Linked DNA regions of Homo sapiens: region 1 is linked to region 2. Evidence: chromatin loops called from intact Hi-C (ENCODE). Cell type or tissue: natural killer cell. All regions are shown on one strand. Links, peaks and the distances in the headings refer to the core of each region. The heading gives the core; the rest is flanking DNA. Region 1 overlaps LOC101927329 (a long non-coding RNA gene). Region 2 has its middle 160 kb from the start of RORB.

What was found. A loop is a pair of places that touch in the nucleus more often than their neighbours do. Peaks named below come from ENCODE experiments on the same cell type or tissue, not always from the same donor. Only the 100,000 strongest peaks of a DNase experiment are listed, where the experiment ranks them.
Region 1: a loop joins it to region 2, with 2.7 times the contacts of the local background. A loop is called at or near these places in 1 of 110 quality-filtered maps.

Annotation. Positions count from the first base shown.
Region 1 is chr9:74,242,798-74,248,190 of GRCh38, forward strand. The region is part of intron 2 of LOC101927329 (a long non-coding RNA gene); the gene reads right to left. Among named protein-coding and RNA genes, the nearest start is that of RORB, 250 kb to the right of the region's middle. In natural killer cell, for the core only: no CTCF peak of the experiment used is centred there; a DNase peak (open chromatin) is centred at 3,244; H3K27ac peaks cover 1,709 bases.
Region 2 is chr9:74,329,752-74,335,144 of GRCh38, forward strand. No RefSeq gene overlaps it. Among named protein-coding and RNA genes, the nearest start is that of RORB, 160 kb to the right of the region's middle. In natural killer cell, for the core only: no CTCF peak of the experiment used is centred there; no DNase peak of the experiment used is centred there.

The DNA of each region.
Region 1 (5,393 bases), core at 180-5,179, 87 kb before region 2:
TTTATTCATTTTGATTTTATCTTCATGTATAGCATAAGATAAGGGTCCAATTTCATTTTTTTCATGTGGAAATAGTTTTTCCAGCATCATTTTTTGAAGAGACTGTACTTTCCCCATTGTGTCTTCTTGGTGCTCTTGTCAAAAATTAGTTGATCATACATGTTTGGAGTCATTTCCGAGCTCTATATTCTGTTCCGCTGGTCTAGCTCTATGCTTTTATGCCAGTACCATACTGTTTTGATTACTATAGCTTTGTAATATAATTTTAAATGAGGAAGTATGATGCTTCCAGCTTTTTTTCCCTCAGAATTGCTTTGGCTATTTGGAGTCTTTTGTGATTCCATATAAACTTTAGAATTGCTTTTTCTATATCTGTGAAGAATGCCACTAGAGTTTTGATAGTGATTACATTGAATCTACACATTGCTTTAGGTACTATGGATATTTTAACAATATTGATTCTTCTAATCCATGAGCACAAAATACTTCTCCATTTATGTGTGTCCACTTTTTAAATCAACATTCTATAGTTTTCAGTGTACATGTCCTAAGTATATTTTTATGCTATAGTAAATAAGATTTTTTTGTTTCATTTTCAACTAGGTCATTATTTGCCTATAGAAATCCTATGGACTTTTGTATGTTGATTTTATATTCTGTAACTTTACTTAATTCATTTATTAGATCTAACCATCTTTAGGTGGAGTCTTGGAGTTTTTTACATATAGGATCATGCCATCTGCAAATAGAGATAACTTTATTTCTTCCTTTCTGAGTTTGATAACTTTTGCTTTTTTTTTAATCTGATTGCTCTTGTTAATACTAGTCCTAAATAATAAGTTCAGTACTATGTAGAATACAAGTGGCAAAAGTGGTTATCCTTGTTTTGTATCTTAGAGGAAAAGCTTCCAGATTCTCCCCATTGTTTAAGACATTAGCTGTGGGTTTTTCACAAATGGACTTTATTATGCTGAAGAACATTCCTTCTATACCTAAACTGTTAAGAGTTTTTATCAAGAAAGAATATTAAAATTTATCAAATGATTTTTCTTTTTCAATTGATATCATCATTTCTTTTTCAGTCTGCTAATGTGATATATCACACTGACTGATTTGCATATATTAAACCAACCTTGCATAGCAAGGATAAATCACACTTGATGATACATAGTGTTCTTGATATGTTGTTGAATTCCATTTTCCAATATTTTATTGAAGATTTTTGCATTAATATTCATCAGAGATATTGAACTGTAGTTTTCTTTTCTTGGAGTGTCTTTGTCTGGCTTCAGTATCAAGGTGATATTGGCCTTGTAAAATGTATTAGGAAATATTCTCTCCACTCTATTTTTTGGAAGACTTTAAGAAGTGTTGATATTAACTCTTTGAAAGTTTGGTAGAATTCAACTATAAAAGCATCAGGTCCTAGGCTTTTCTCTGATGGGAGGTTTTTAATTACTACTTTAATTTCTTTGTTATTGGTCTGTTTAGGTTTTCTATTTCTTCCTGATTCCACCTTGTAGGTTGTATTTTTCTAAAAATTTATGCATTCTTTAGGTTGTCAGATTGGTTGGCATTAAATTGTTCATAATAGTCCCTTATGGTCCTTTTCGTTTCTTAGTCATCTGTTGTCATTTCTCCACTTCTGATTTTTTGATACAATAGTTGTTTTTTGATACAATAGTTGTTTCCTTTGGGTTGGCCTAATAGTGCTCTGAGTTTGGCAGATCTCTCTCACTATCCCTAATGATATATTTTTTTTGTCTGCAACACCTGTGGCCTTAATATGGAGATGGTTATTAAAGGATTATTACTTAGTTCTAATGAACTGTATTTCTCAAGAGAGATTGAATAACTATTAGGAGATGATAGATATGTGATGCTCACAAGTACTCAATTCCTGATAATGAACTCTAAAATACCATAAAAGTTTTATGTGAAACTCTAGAAATAAATACATTTACAATTAACGCTCACCATGCTATCATGTTCATTTTGGACAGAGCTCCTAGTTTCAAAAAATCTCATTGTCATTTCCTACAACTCCAGACCATCAAAAAGTCTTCTGAGCATTATACTATAAGTTTTATTGATTTTTATTTGTTATAATAAATATGACTTTGTATATTAATATGCTCCTAAAATTATTTATATAGTATGCTTTGCCTTGAGCAAGAGAAAGTTTCTTATTTTGTATCCCAGACCATTGGAAAAGAGGAAACCAAGACAGTGATACACAATATATATTTAGAAATTGCCTATCTCTTACTTAAAGGAAATAATGACAAGTTTTAAAGGTGGCAGGGACACTGCCCTTCTTAGCATTTTTTGGATATATCTTATTATTAGTAAATAAAAGCAAAAAAAAAAAAAAGTAGCTGTGCTAGAACACAAGCAAATATTTGCTTTAAAAACACAAAACTAACACAAAAAATAGATTTTATAACCTTAGGTACATGCATATCTGGTTTTGTTTTAAAATTTGGTAGGACTATTGTTGTAGTTACAGAATGCAGAAATAACTCAATGAAACTGCATAGGAAACCCTTATTCAACACTTTGCTTTTCTCTCCCCTTTCTTTGAGTAAATCTGACATTATAAGCATAACTGGTTCTCTGTGGACCTCTTAAATAATTTAAAGATGCTGAGCTTCATATTCTACAGCCCAAAGATGCTGACATTATTTTAAATTAGGTTTTAACACTTAAAACGTATTGAAGTACATTTGGGGGAGATGAAGATTTGCTACCTGTGCTCTTTTTCTGTAATAACAGCGTTCAGCAGACAGAGTTGGAATAAAATAATATCTCCATGGTTTGTTTTTAAATCTTTATCTCCAGTCAAATGACATGAGCTATGATAACACATATATGACAACTTGGTAATTTCAGAATAAATTCTGAATGCAAAGAGACTTGTTAATATCAAGTGAAAATAGAAATTCTTAAATATTTTCTAAAAAGAGCAACAGATTGCTCTTATGATGTGCCTCCCTGTTCAACAGATTTGGGTATTACAACAACTCAAGGGATGTTTGTGGCACTCTAAGCTACATGTAAGAGATTTTTGAAATGCTGAGATGTGGCCATTACTTAACTCTGTGTGACCAATATTAACAGAGTTCAGCTCTACTTGAATAATATGAAAGTTAAGAGATATACTCTTCTTTGTCGGCACCTTCATCTCTTTCTGCATGTTAGGCAGAAAGTCAGTTTCACCCCATTTCCGCATATAACTGCCACATGTGGTTTTTAAGTCCCTAGGTTGAATGTATCTGGGTCAGAGGCAAAGCTCAAAGTTGAACTAGGGCTTAGTACACTGCTTGGCCTCAATCAGAATTTTCTTTTTGTGATCAGGCATGTTCCCAGTTGCCATGCAATGTGAGTTGGCAAGGGAGAAGGGGAGCAAAAAAAAAAAAAGAAAAGAAAATCCAGAATTGGGCTCCTTGCCAAGTTTTCATAGAGTAAAAAATTGGAGCCCTTGAGAGAAGCAAATGTTTGGAACTGCTAACCCTTCTGCCCTATCACATTCCAAGTCAGTCAGATGGTCATAGCCATCTCTGCCAGAATGCGCCATGTTATTGAGCACAAAGACAGGTTTCTAGCCTCCCAGGATATGGTACCATGTGCTGGGGATTCATGAGTTTATATGAAAGATTCTTTTTCACTTGTACCTGATGCTTAGGTTTCTAAAACTTCCTTTTGCCTTTTTCTTGTCCTGTTTCCCTTCTAGATTTCATTTTCCACTGGAATCCTACATTCTGTACTCTCCTTATTCTGGTAATTAATTTTCCTTGCATGAGTAAAATTCATGGTCACTAATCATAGTTTCATATCCAAGGTGCAAAATTGTTCAAGTGTAGAAAAGAGGGACATTCCTCTCAACAGGAGGAAAAAAATATAGAAAAATATGTCAGATATGCTCAATTCCAGTGTTTTCACCTTGGTGGATGCAGCTGGCAATCATTTTGGAAAAAAATCCAAGTCAGCCAGGAGTGGTGGAAGAACACTGAATTAAGATTTTTTTTATTTAAGTGAAATTAGCATGTCAAAGAGATACACTGTCATGTTTACTACAGCATTATTCACAATAGCCAAGATATAGACTCAGACTAAGTGTCCATCAATGGATGAATGCATTTTTAAAAGTGGTATATACATACAGTGGAATACTATTCAGCCTTAAAAAAAAGAAATTATTTTATTTGCAATAACATGGATAAACCTGGAGGAAACTATGTTGTGAAATAAAGCAGGCACATAAAAACAACTACTACATGATCTCACATATATGTAGCATCTAATAAAGTAGAATTCATAAAAGCAGAGAGTAGAATGGTGATTACCAGTGACTAAGGAGAGGGGTGACCTTTGAGGAGATGTTGGTCAAAGGAAACAGAATTTCACTTAGGAGGAATAAGTTGAAGAGATCTATTGTACAATGTATAATTAATGAAAATGTATTGTATTCTTGAAAGTTGCTAAGAGGGTAGATTTCAAGTATTAACACCACCAAAAACATATAAGGTAATTCATGTGTTGATTAGCCACATTTAGCCATTTCACAAAGTATGCGTATCTCAAAAACACTATGTTTAGAAGAGCTGGTACCATACCTACTGAAACTATTCCAAAAAATTGAAAAGGAGGGACTCCTCCCTAACTCATTCTATGAAGCCAGCATCATTTTGATACCAAAACCTTGCAGAGATACAACAAAAAAGGAAAACTTCAGGTCAATGTCCTCAATGAACATTGATTTGAAAAACCCTCAACAAAATACTAGCAAACTGAATTCAGCAGCACAGCAAAAAGCTTATCTGTCATGATCAAGTAGCCTTCATCCCCAGCAATTACAACAAAAGCAAAAATTGAGAAATAGGATCTAATTAAACTAAAGAGTTTCTGCACAGCAGAAGAAGTATCAAGAGAGTAAACAACCAACCTACAGAATGGGGCAAAATATTTGCAAACCATTCATCTGACAAAAGTCTAATATCTAGCATTTATAAGGAACTTAAACAATTTTACAGGAAAAAAAACAAACCCCATTAAAAAGTGGGCAAAGGACATGAACAGACACTTCTCAAAAGAAGACATACGTGCAGCCAACAATCATATGAAAAAAAAGTGCAACATCACTGATCATTGGAGAAATACACATCAAAACCACAATGGGATATCATCTCACACCAGTTAGAATGGCTATAATTAAAAGGTCAAAAAATAACAGATGCTGGCGAAGTTGTGGAGAAAAAGGAACATTATACACTGTTGATGGGTGTAAATTAGTTGAATCATTGTGGAAGACAGCTTGGTGATTTCTCAAAGACATAAAGATGGAAATATCATTTGACTCAGCAATCCCATATCTAGGCACATACCCAAAGGAA
Region 2 (5,393 bases), core at 260-5,259:
TGGATTCATATGAGACTCTCTCTTGGGAAGATGGTAGAGCTCAGAGCTGTTGGTTTCCTTTTTCCCAGTACTATTTAATGAATGTGAGGAAGCAAGCAGGGATTTTGAAATAACCATTGCACAGAGTAGAGGACAAACCTCGTAGAGAAGGGCTGGGTGATACAGAATACTCACTTGAGGCTAGTAATTTTAACTTATTCTGATACAAGTCTGCTAGTTTACATGGTTTTCTCCAGTAATACTTACCTGCAAAGGGACCAGATATAGAAGAAATTAGCTGACTGAGGTTGATCTAGGACTGAGGTTTGTCAGGGAAAATAGCGAAAGACTAGGAAGTGGAGAAAATTTGTAAGGAAGTGACTCTAACTATGAACCTTAGGATACAAGCTACACAAAGAAGTGCAGGTCAGCAGAGGCTTTTACATAGAGGATCCATACAGTGGACAGTTTTATAAAGTCAATAAATTTTACCAGTGGTTTAATCACATGTCTCTATTTATAAAAAGTGATAGTACATCTTGTTAAGGAGAGGTTCATGCCTCTTATTTTTGTACCAAAGCTTGAGTATGAATACAAAGGTGCTTATGGATGCTGAGTACCTTAAAAAGTGGACTGCACTCAAGGGTGTCTGCTGCTTTCATCTCTATACTTGCCTTTCTATAATCTCCTGTGTACACCAGGGCTGGAGGCTTGCATGCCACATTTGTAAAACCCCCTTGCCAATTGACCTCCTAATGAGTTCTTTCAATGGGAGACAATAGCAGAAGGTTGGAAATAAGGGAGAAGGGAGATGACATTTATTTTTCCTTTTGGCCAACTCATTGACAGTACCAGCCACAGGCAACTGAAGGCAACTATAGGTAACTGAGCTCTAGCTGCGTGGGTGGCCATTTCAGCAGCATCAGTGAGACTCCAACCTCCTGGATGAGTCCAACTCAGTGGCATCAGTGTGGTTCCAATTACAGCAGAGGCAGCAGCAGCACCTCCAGCAACTCAGTATGAGGAGCAAGGTGACTCTAGCTTAGCAGCTTTAAGAACATGAATTTAGAAAACAAAACCAAAAATGTCCTTTGGTTGTTCCAGTCCCTCTCTACCTTCTCCTATTTGCTTTCCGACTTTCCAATACCTTTTACACAATTCCCTGAATCAAATCTCTGCTTAAAATATCTTGAGATGTTTCTGATTGCCTAATTGAACACTGCCTGAAAAAAGGAAGGAAACCAAGAGAATGAGTGGGAAACATTACTACTGTGGCCAGAAGCCAGATGTCAAATAACATAGAGAAAAATTAGAAACACATGTATATCAGACCTCAGGACAAGCAGAGATCTCAGATATACACCATACCCACAGGAACCTATGAATTCACAAAGTGTGGCCCAATCAGGAGTGCACAATTCAATAATCATTTAATAATCCAGCAATTTCCTATGGTCTTATAAGACCAACAGTCCATGGGTATGCTTTACAAATTAGAAGTTTTCTAGAAAATAAATCGGAGAAATGATCAAATTAATTTGTTTCTTATTCCTTTTCAAAGTATGTTGGTGAATTAAAGGTTCTGAAAAATCTTGAAGGAATAAATCTGTTTAACTTCATTTAATTCAAATGTTTCTCATATATGTATATGATATGAGTATGTAAATCTCACGCTCTGCTTTTATCTCTATCTCTGTTTCTTTTCTCATAACACCTAGTAACATCCCATTTAACACCCCTCGAAACAAGTATTCTGCTGAATGCACTTTGGGAAACTCTACTGTGAGGGAAGCTGCCCATCTGGTCCGTCTATTCTGGACTCTCAAATCTCAACTGCAGTTGGCAGTGCAGCACACTTTGACCAGATATCTATATATAAAAATGTTCCAAAAACTTTGAAGGCAACAAAAAGATTAGTGGAAATGATTAAACCAACATTGTAAAACAAATAATTTTCAGTTTAATAGCTGTTCTCATTCTAAATGTACATGTGCAGGTTTACATGCACACATACATAAACAAACAACAAACTCCATAGGGCAAGCAGTGAGTTCTGGTGTTATCAACCTCTTCTGTGAAATCATTAATGAAAATATTGCCTAATGAATGACCAAATAAATAAATGACCTAGAAATCAAGGAAGTTCTCGACCTAACCAGATAGGCTGTTTGTTAATTCGTACTTTACTGAACTTTTTTACTCAGTTTATCCTTTTGACTCAATAAACACCTAACTGGGTCCTTTCTATGTACGAGATCCAGCAACATTTTAGGAATATAAAGATAAATAGGACAGAGCCCCTGTCCTCAAGGAGTACCGGCTCAGGAAGTGGGAAAGACAAACACATAAAGAGATGACTCTGAAAATAGTGTGCTTAAAGAACAGCATTTTGTGCAGTGGCAGGGAACAATGGTAACAGCAAAACTAGATGCCTAACACATCTTTGCATATAAGTGTGTGTGTGCATATGTATAGGAGTGTGAAAGAAGAGAGAGAGAAGTGGAGGGTGTAAGTGCAAGTAGGAGCGTAGGAGTAAGGGAAGGCTCTCTTGCAATGTTGTTTGTGGTGGCAAAAGGAAAACCAGGTAGGAGAAAGAAAATCATCTCAAGGAGCTGCTATGTTCATTTACCATATTGAAATAGAAACTAGGAAGTGACAATAAGAATAAAGCCTGAGGGTTATACAAAGGTGACTCTGAGTTATGAAAAAGGTGTACTTCCTGTGCAGTCCTCACCTTTAATAAAGGACACAATTTAATTCAAAGATATGAATACTTTATGAATGAATTTCAGATCTCTGCTACCTGCCTCCACCCCACTCAAGACACACCAGGTAAGCCCTCACTTACGTCTTGTGCTTCTGGCTGAACACGAGTGTCACACTCAGGACTCCCAGATAAGAACAGAGCACTAAAAGGATGAGGATCCCATGAGAAGGAAACAAGAGCAGCACATAAATTATTCTGTGAGAGCCATAGCCTTCCTTTGCATTTTTCTTGTAGAGCTTCCCCCTTTCTTTACCCCTAGACCCCAGACAACTAGTTCAGATATGTCTGGCGTCATCTAACAATTCCCTTACATTTCTTGCTCATGCAGCAGGAGGCATTTCCTATTCTACTTAAGGAATCCAAAAGGAAACTAAGACGTTCATAAAAACTCATTTTAACAGACAATTTAATATGAATACTGATATTCATATTAAATAGTGCAATAAGTAAACACTGGCAAAAGTTCTCATCAGTGGATAAATGTTTCTTAAATCCTTATCACTAGAAACTAGTAATCCTGATCTGTAGAATCATGTCTCCAGAAACTGACTTGTCTCCAGGGGAGCAGAGGCAGGTGCTCAAAAGCTTTGCTTGTATGTCTATTACCAGTATAACGTCTCAGATATTAAACCTCTTGCAGACAAAGATCACAGACATATGATGAATAAATAAATAGATTTCATGAAAGTAACTCAACAGTACATTTGTTGACCATGGTGACCTTCACTAATAGCAACTGAAGAAGTCTTGTCAAGTGGAGAATTGCTCAAAAAAGAAACAATTATGTATAATATGGCACCTATAAAAATGGCAGTAATTAACCATAAGCAGTCAGGAGTATGGGTTGTGATTTGTAGTATGTAAAATCCAAATGTAAATTCTATGTAAATTTGGGAAGAGGTTTTAGGGATTACCTAATTCAACTTCTTTTTTATTTGACGTATGTACTACTGAAGGCCAGAGAGGCCCCTGCTGAAGGTCATTGGCAGTATACAAATTAGAACTCATGTTTGAGTCTCTTTATGGATTATATCGGGCTGCCTTATATATTCTTCAGAGGTGTCATACTGTTGATATGACATATCACTTCTCAGTACAAAGCAACAATCAGACACTCTAATCCCACTTCTCTTTTACACAGATATTACCATTTCAATGTGTGGCTTCTCATTTTGCTGAGAGGTTTTTCTTCCTCACCCACCCCCTCCTTAAATCAGGCAAAGAGACAAGTAACTGACTTCGGTTTCAAAAATGTAACCCGCAAGTGCATAATTCTTCCTGTCAGATTTCCTTTTCTGTAAGTTGGTGAGTTTATTGTGGTAGCACTCAAAAGGCTGAGCCTGAAAAGTTCTATAACATATGGCATACATTTAACATGGCTTGTGAATTAAAAATAACAGCCTGCCATCTGCCTCTGCAAGTTGATTTTATCAAAGTCTAAATGAGAAGCTCAGAGACGTGAATGTTGTCAATTAAAATAAGAAATACTCAAGTTCAATACAGAGTGACCAGTCCATGCTTTTTTTTCTTCTGCACTGGACTAAAGTTACCCATCCCCTTCACTCCTGCCAATTGAAAGAGCTGCCTAATTTTCAATCTACAGAACTATTTGTAACCATACATCTAATTTCTTTCCTATCTTCCCCAAAAAAACTTGTCACAAATTTAGCTTCCAAAGTTACCTTCCTCTAGGAATATGTTATGTGTATTTCTTCTTGAGGTTTTAGACTCCTAAACAATTGATTACAGTTTGTAAAATCTTTTCTCCATATAATATTAAAGTTCTTTTCTTCTAAACTTGACAGCCAATTAAGTAATAGATGTCAGAAGGAGGAGTTTGATGATTTTTTCATCATCATACATTCTCACATCCTGTAGAAATTTCTGGAAATGATCTAAAATGCTGAAGTGTGACTCAGAAGCCCACACATCAATTTAGCCAGATTAGCATTTATCAAGCAACTATATCAGAGACATCCCTGGAGAGGTGATGGTCACGTGAAGGGTTTAAGGCAATTGATGCTTTCAGAAAGCTGGCGCCAATAGTTGAGAAGATAAGATTTATGCCTAAGAAATGATTTGAGATGAAGCCCATCTTTGTATAGCCAAGTGCTTATCTGAGTATACTGACAATAAATACAATAATAGTTCTGAGAAAGGAGAGTTTCCTTCCTGAGTCCCTGTCATTTTTAGTCTAAGGGCAGGAGGCTTAACCTGTTTATTTTCCAATTTTATTACTGCATAAACATTTTGTGTGCAGAACAATAAAAAATATGATCATATAAAGTGCTAAATTTGTAAGCATTTTACAAAAGCCAAAGGGATAACCGTAGAGAATATAAAGTGTGCTTATTAAGTAATCTAGGTAAAGTGTCCAAGTCCACAAGAGTATCTTGATTGAAATTTAAGTAGGAAAGCTTTATAGGAACATATAATTTCTTGACTGAGATTAAAAAACAAGTAATTCAAAGTACAATACAGAAATTCCATGAATCAGATGTCACAACTATCAACACCGGGGAGTAAATCTTGCAATGGATAACTGCATGTGTTATAAACATGAAGATCTGGGCTATCTAATCATGCAGGTCCCAAGTGGCACAAATCTAGGGGGAGCCCTTCGTGTGGATGACAGTATGTATATTTT